2 separate regions of the Homo sapiens genome follow, and region 2 is linked to region 1. The links are chromatin contacts, found by Hi-C in ENCODE. All regions are on one chromosome and are shown on one strand. The core of a region is the stretch at or near the end of the contact, and the rest is flanking DNA. Distances in the headings are between cores, read along the strand shown.

The links. A loop is a pair of places that touch in the nucleus more often than their neighbours do. Pooled maps may share reads with other maps.
Region 2: a loop to region 1 is called in a pooled map, with 14 times the contacts of the local background. The contact joins the promoter of CDK11A here to the promoter of C1orf159 in region 1. A Hi-C loop is called at or near these places in 7 of 50 pooled maps.

The regions. Positions count from the first base shown.
Region 1 is chr1:1,114,293-1,117,696 of GRCh38, forward strand. C1orf159 (chromosome 1 open reading frame 159) reads right to left here and starts at 1,797. Exons shown (of 10, transcript NM_017891.5): 1 at 1,768-1,797. RefSeq lists silencers at 1,488-2,087, 2,258-2,377, 2,418-2,467.
Region 2 is chr1:1,722,620-1,725,963 of GRCh38, forward strand. It overlaps CDK11A (cyclin dependent kinase 11A), which reads right to left and starts at 1,738. Exons shown (of 20, transcript NM_024011.4): 1 at 1,639-1,738; 2 at 89-212. The coding sequence starts at 199. RefSeq lists enhancers at 1,621-1,850, 1,831-2,670.

The DNA of each region.
Region 1 (3,404 bases), core at 547-3,046:
ACTAGCTACCTACTGTAACGGGCCACAGGTGCTTGCCCCCATGCCTGGATAATATTTTTTATTTTTTATAGAGACGAGGTCTCCCTATGTTGCCCAGACTGGTCTCAAGCGATCTCCCACCCCAGCACCCACAGCGCTAGCTGTTCTTTAAATGAGCTACCCAGTAAGTCAAAGCTCAGGTGGAGAGCAGCCGCAAGGCAGGGAGCAGCTGGGAGGTATCTCAGGGGTTCCCGGGATGCTGCCTGTGCACCCCAGGGCTGAGGTGACTGCGTGTGGAAACACCTGCCTGACTGGCTTTTAGGAGGAGTACTGGGGGCGGGATGTGTGTCAGGAAAACAACGTTTCTGTATAATTCATAAACATGTATGTTAAAAACAACGTGGCCATGACGGATCCTGGCTGAATGCAAACGGGGAACATAAACCTGAGTAATCAGGCGCATCACTGAACATCCCAGGCGGCCGCCCCTACCCTGGGGCTCAAAACCGGCTCCCTCTGCGAGGGTTTCCCAGGTTAAGCCATCAGGAAACAGGAAGACGCCTAAGAACGATACACTGGACTTTGGGGACTCGGAGGGAAGGGTGGGAGGGGGACAAGGATAAAAAGCTACAAATAGGGTGCAGTGCGTACTGCTCGGGTGATGGGAGCACCAAAATCTCACAAATCACCACTAAAGAGCTTACCCATGTAACCAAGTAACCAAACACCACCTGTACCCCAGTAACTTACGGAAAAATAAAAGAGGAAGACGCAGCTCTGCCTTCTCTGCACACCCTGGTAATACTAAGAAAAATGAAAACCAAAAAAAGGAGGCCAAGTTTGACATCCTGAAATTTAACAGGACGAGGCGGCTAAGAATTCAGCCACAAAATAGTTCCCGGGGAAGAAGCCGCGTTTGCTTTGAAACGCGGTAAGAAATGCCCCCGAACACCTGGGCTTAAATTACACCCAAACTCAATCATCGACTCGCTGCCACCGGAACACGCGCTCCCGAAAAACTGCACCCCGACTAGCCCTCGGCTACTCCAGGTGACAAACGGACAAAAACAAATCCTAAAGCCTCGCGGGAAAAAGACCTGAATCGTGGCCGACTTCTAGGACACCGGGGACCGCGCCGGTGCCCCCACTCCCGGCTGCCGGGAAGGCGAGGCGAACGCGCCCCCTTTCTTCCCCCGGGCGCCCGTCCCATCCCCTCCCCAGGGACCCCCTCCCTGCCCCGAGAACCCCCTCCCCTCCCCAGGTGCCCCCTCTCCCCCAGAGACCCCCTCCCCTCCCCAGGGACCCCCTTCCCTGCCCCGGGAACCCTTCCCCTCCCCAGGGACCCCCCTCCCTCCCCAGGGACCCCCTCCCCTCCCCAGGGACCCCCTTCCCTGCCCCGGGAACCTTTCCCCTCCCCAGGGACCCCCCCTCCCCGCTCCGGGAACCCCCTCCCCTCCTTAGGGACCCCCTCCCCACCCCTCCCCGGGGTCCCCCTGCCCTCCTCAGACGCCCCTTCCCCTCCCCAGGCGTCCCGCTCAGCCCGGGCGCCTTTCCCCCATAGGACCGCGGCCAGGCTCGTTGGGAGGCGGCGACGAGGACGCGGGCCCAGGCGCTGGCGGCTCCTCCGCGCGCCGCACAATGGGGGACGCGCAGGGAACGTCCCTCGGGCCGGGCCAGGGCCGCCGACCTTTGTCTGCCTCTCGCACTCCCTGCGCCGACCCGGCCGCCCAGACGGACCCCAGCGCCCCAACCCGCTACCCTCACGCCTGCCCCCAGCCCCTCACTCACCCCGGCGCCCTCCGGGTTTCTCTTTCGTACACCCCGCCCTCAGGCGGTGGCGCCGCGCCCCCTGGGACTTGTAGTCTTTCTTCCGCCCCGGCCCCGGCGCCAGGCCCCGCAGCTCCCAAAGAAAACTACAACTCCCGGCGGCCCGCGCGAGAGCCGCCCTCGCCTGGTGGTACCATCGCGCGCGGCCGTGGGTGGGGCGCCGGGGCGGGGCGCGAAGCGCCCTGGGAAATGTAGTCCTAGAAGAACCAGCGCATGTCTCGGGTCCCTGACACGGAGGGACTACATTCCCCCGGATTCCTCGCGCGCCGGCTGCTTGGCGTTGCCGGGAGACGGGGCGGGGCGTCGTCGGGGTCTCCCGGGCGACCGCACAAGCGTCGGCGTCCTTAGCGTTCCGCCGGTTTAGGCGGAGGCGGAGGCGGAGCGTTTGGGGGCGGCCGGGGCGGCTTCGGCTTCATCGGAGAAGGCGGCGCGGCTGCACCAGGTTTGGCCGCGGGCGCGCGGGGCCAGCGCCCTCCAGACCCACGGAGCGCCCCGAGCGCCTCGCGAGCCGCCGCCAAATGCGCCCCAGGTCCGCGGCCGGCGCCAGTGCTGGGACCTCGGCGGCCGGTGTCGGAGCGCGGCGGGAGAGACCCTGCCTTGGGTGCGGGACTGGGACGGCTCGGACCCAGAGGGCTCCCGGGGCTTCGCCTCTCGGACGGGTCAGGGCTCTGCGGTCTCAGGACGCTCCCCCGTGAGTCTCGGCGGCCCCGGGGTCTGGGCGGCGTCGCTGCCCCACAGGCCGGGCGCGTGGGTTTTTCCGGGGCTCTGCCTCTGAGCCACCCTCGGAGAAAAGACAGCTCTGTGCGTCCCGCGGCGCCCGCAGCTTTCGGCAAACATGTTTAAAGGAGCTCCCCGAAGGAACTGGGGACGTCCGTCCGCTCATCAAAGGCTTCAATCCTGTCGGTGTCCCCGGGCCCTCTCCTAGCTGGGCCAGCGCGCAGGGTGGGGGGGCGCTGCAGGTGTCGCGGCCCCCCCCAACCTCCGCAGACCCTTCCAACCCCTCAGACCCCCCAAAACCCCCAGATCCCCCAACCCCCCATATACCCCCAACCCCTCAGACCCCCCAACCCCCCAGACCCCCCAACCTCCCAGGCCCCCAGACCCCCCAGCTCCCTTGCTCCCGGGAGCTCCCAGGCCCGTCCTGCATGCGCCTTGGGGTTGTTCCTCCTTGATGGACGCCGCCTCCGGGTTCCATCCCAAGTTTAAATGCCAGAGATTTCAATGGAAATAAAGCCCCCATCTTAACAGCGTGAGGATGTTTTGTAAACAGTATTGGGGACAGCTGGGGAAGTCACATTTGTGTCTTCTCTTTAGAGGGACAGTGTTCGCCTGAGGGTCCATCCCAGGGTTCCCTCAGGGCCTCTGGAGGAGTTGATGCCACCAGTGTCTGGCCGTGGGACACCTGGGCGTGGGCGCCCAGCACCAGGGGTTCGCTGACAGCTGCAGGGTTTCCGGCCATGCGCCCGCGGACGTGCAGCTTCTGTGTCGGTCCCATTAAGAGGAACCTGGCCTGGGCGACGTTTGAGGACCACGGGGAGGACACAGTCGCGGTCCCCTTCTCGGAGTCCAGTCTGTGCCACAGGCTCTTGCCGTCTGCG
Region 2 (3,344 bases), core at 488-2,987, 610 kb after region 1:
CGAAGAAGCGTTGTTCTAATGGAAAAATGAGGGCAAAGAAATTAAATCTCCTTTAAGAAAACCACTTACTTAAAAAAATATGGCTTACATTTTTTAAGCGTTTTATCTCTGCTTTCTCCTCTTGTTCCTTCCTTCGTTTCTTTTCCTGAAGAATTTCATCTAAAGTTTTCACTTTCCAAGAGTCCTTTTCATCACCCATTTGAGTTAAAACACTGCAAAAAGAAAAATAATTCAGCCTACATCAGGACACAGCAAGCTATGGTGCTGAACACTTGAACCTAGTCACTTTTGAGGGATTCAGAATAAATCCTCATTAAGAATAAGAAGTTGTGCCCGGCGCAGTGGCTCAAGACGGTAACCCTAGCACTTTGGGAGGCCGAGGCGAGCAGATCGCTGGAGTTCCGGAGTTCAACACCAGCCCGGGCAACATGGCAAAACCTCGTCTCTACAAAAAATACAAAAGTTAGCCCAGTGTGGTGGCGCGTGCCTGTATTCCTAGCTACAGGAAGGAGGCTGCTAGAGGCAGGAGGATCACTTGAATCAGAGAGGTCAAGGCTGCAATGAGCCAAGACTGCGCCACTGCACTCCAGCCTAGATAACAAAGTAAGACTTGGTTAAAAAAAAAAAAAAAAAAAGGTAAGCTCTAGGCTGAGGCGGGTGGATCACAAGGTCGGGAGGTCAAGACCAGCCTGGCCAACACGGCGAAAACCCTGTCTCCACTAAAAATACAAAACTTAGCTGGGCGTGGTGGCGGGTGCCTGTAATCCCAGCTACTCGGGAGGCCGAGGCAGCAGAATCGCTTGAATCCGAAAGGCGGAGGTTCCGGTGAGCCGAGGTCGCGTCACTGCACTCCAGCAAGACCCCGTCTCAAAAAAAAAAAAAAAAAAAAAAAAAAAAAAAAAAACAAGAATGATAAGTTGTAAGCCAGGCAAGGTGGCGAGCGCCTGTAGTCCCATATACTCTGCAAGCTGAGATGGGAGACCGATTGAGCCCAGGAGTTCCAGGCTGAAGTGCGCTTGTGAACAGCCACTGCGCTGCAGCATGGGCGACAAAAAAGAGTGATGGGTTCTGAAAAATGACCGCTTGAAATCAAGTCTCGTTTCTGTCATTCTTGTATGGTCTTGGGTAACGTAATTCACCTCAGTTCAGTCTTCCGTACAACCAGAATAACAACACCTACGTGATAGTATCGATCGCGGATTAAAGATCATCCGTTTAAAGGCTCTTAACTCAGGACCTGCCACTCATCAAACACTGCTTTTACTGTCAGAATCTGCTAGAAAGACCGCTTGGACTACGTGAAGCCACTAGCACACTGGACAGCTGCACCTTGAGACCGGGGAGATGCTCCGAGATGTGCTCGCGAACAAGGCCACCTGACCCGGGCACTGGGCTATTTCCTCGGGTTCAGTCCCGCACACTTGAGGTTCAGCCTGGCAGACGTTGGCTCCAGACAGCGTTTGGACCCGCCGCCTCCACCACCCAAAGTTCCGTGCGGGATGAGACTGTCCGCGGAAGCGAGGGTGTCGCTCGCCCCCGGGCCCGGGTCCGCCCCGCTCCGAGGCCTGCTCGGAAGAAAGACCTCGGTGCGCAGTTCTCGTCGCGCTCCCACACCTGGTCCGCCCAGTCGGAACTCACCCCTACGGGGCCGCGGCCGGTCCCTGAGCCTGAGAAGAAACAGCAACCGGCGCTCGCCAGAAGTATCCTCACTTCCTGTGTTGACGCCTAATGATGATATAATAGCCGACCTCTGGCCCAGAACTCAAGACGACAGGGGCTCGCTCTGTGCGGCACTTCCTGTGTCTGCGCGGGATGATGACGCATAAAACAGCGCTTGCTCAGGTCCAGGACTCCAAAAGAAACTGCGCCGTGAGCTGCACTTCCGACTTCGGCGCGGGCCGGGGCGCCGAGCAGAGCGACGCCGACTTTTGGAGCAGTTTGCGCCTGCGCGGAACGCGTGGCCGGCTTCCGGAATCCTACCGGGACTTTTCCGGTAGCGAAGCCCGCGCCTGTGCCAAGGCTTGCGAGCAGAATGCCTTCGCGATGGACGCCCGCATTCCACCCCCTTGACCGCTGGGACCCCTAGTGGCGGGTGGGTGGAGCGCGCTCCATTTACCTGCTGGTTACCTCGTGAGGCGCCTCAGGTCTGTGTGTCTTGTAAAGGCCGATCTCGGAATTTAACTCTGAACCTTACTCAGAAACAAAGCAGGGAGAGCTCTTACGATGTGATTTTATTTTATTTATTCATGTATTTACTTTTGAGTCGGAGCCTTGCTCTGCCGCCCAGGTTGGAGTGCAGTGGCGTGGTCTTGGCTCACTGCAGCCTCCTCCCGGGTTCAAGGAATTTTCCTGCCTCAGCCTCCCGAGTAGCTGGAACCACAGGCCCGCGCCACCACGCCCGGCTAATTTTTATATTTTTGGTAGAGACGAGGTTTCGCCATATTGGCCAGGCTGGTCTCGAACTCCTGACCTCAAGTGATCCGCCTGCTTCGTCCTCCTAAAGTGCTGGGATTACAGGCGTGAGCCACCGCGCCGGGCCTTTTACAATGTGATTTTGAAGCTGACACTGGCAGTGGGTCCTCAAAGTGCAGACTCACTGGGTATGGTGCTTCCCCCAACTCCCAGGGCCCCACTCCAAACCCATGGATTCAGAGCATTGCAGGAGAAGAGGATAAAACGAGCAATTAATTCCCTTTCCATATGTCAGGTTTTCCTCTTGCCTTGAAAAGTCACAGAAAAATGCTTTAGACATCTGAATCTCAGGAAACAAACAATGGAAGATAAACATCCGCATTTACTGGGCCTGAAATGGGAAAATGAAAGATGTGGCAAGAAACTGACAAGGGCCCAAGAAGGGCGATGGGTATCGGAATTCTTTTCATCCCGGAATGAAATGCTGCTTGCTTTGTGTACCCAAGCTCTTTTTTTATTTTTATTTTTTTGAGACGGAGTCTCGCTCTGTTGCCCAGGCTGGAGTGCAGTGGCGCGATCTCGGGTCACTGGAAGCTCCGCCACCCGGATTCACGCCATTCTCCCGCCTCCACTCCATTCGCCCGCATTAGGCTCCTGAGTACCTGTGACTACAGGCGCCTGCCACCATGCCCGGCTAATTTTTTTTTTATTTTCGGTAGAGACGGGGTTTTACCGTGTTAGCCAGGATGGTCTCAATCTCCTGACCTCGTGATCAGCCTGCCTCTGCCTCCCAAAGTGCTGGGATTACAGGCGTGAGCCACCGCGCCTGGCCTCCCCCAAGCTCTTAATGTTGCTTCCTGAGTTCTTGGTAACTGGGGAAATCTCCCTATTTTTTTATTTTTATTTTTTTTTGAGACGGAGTCTTGCTCTGT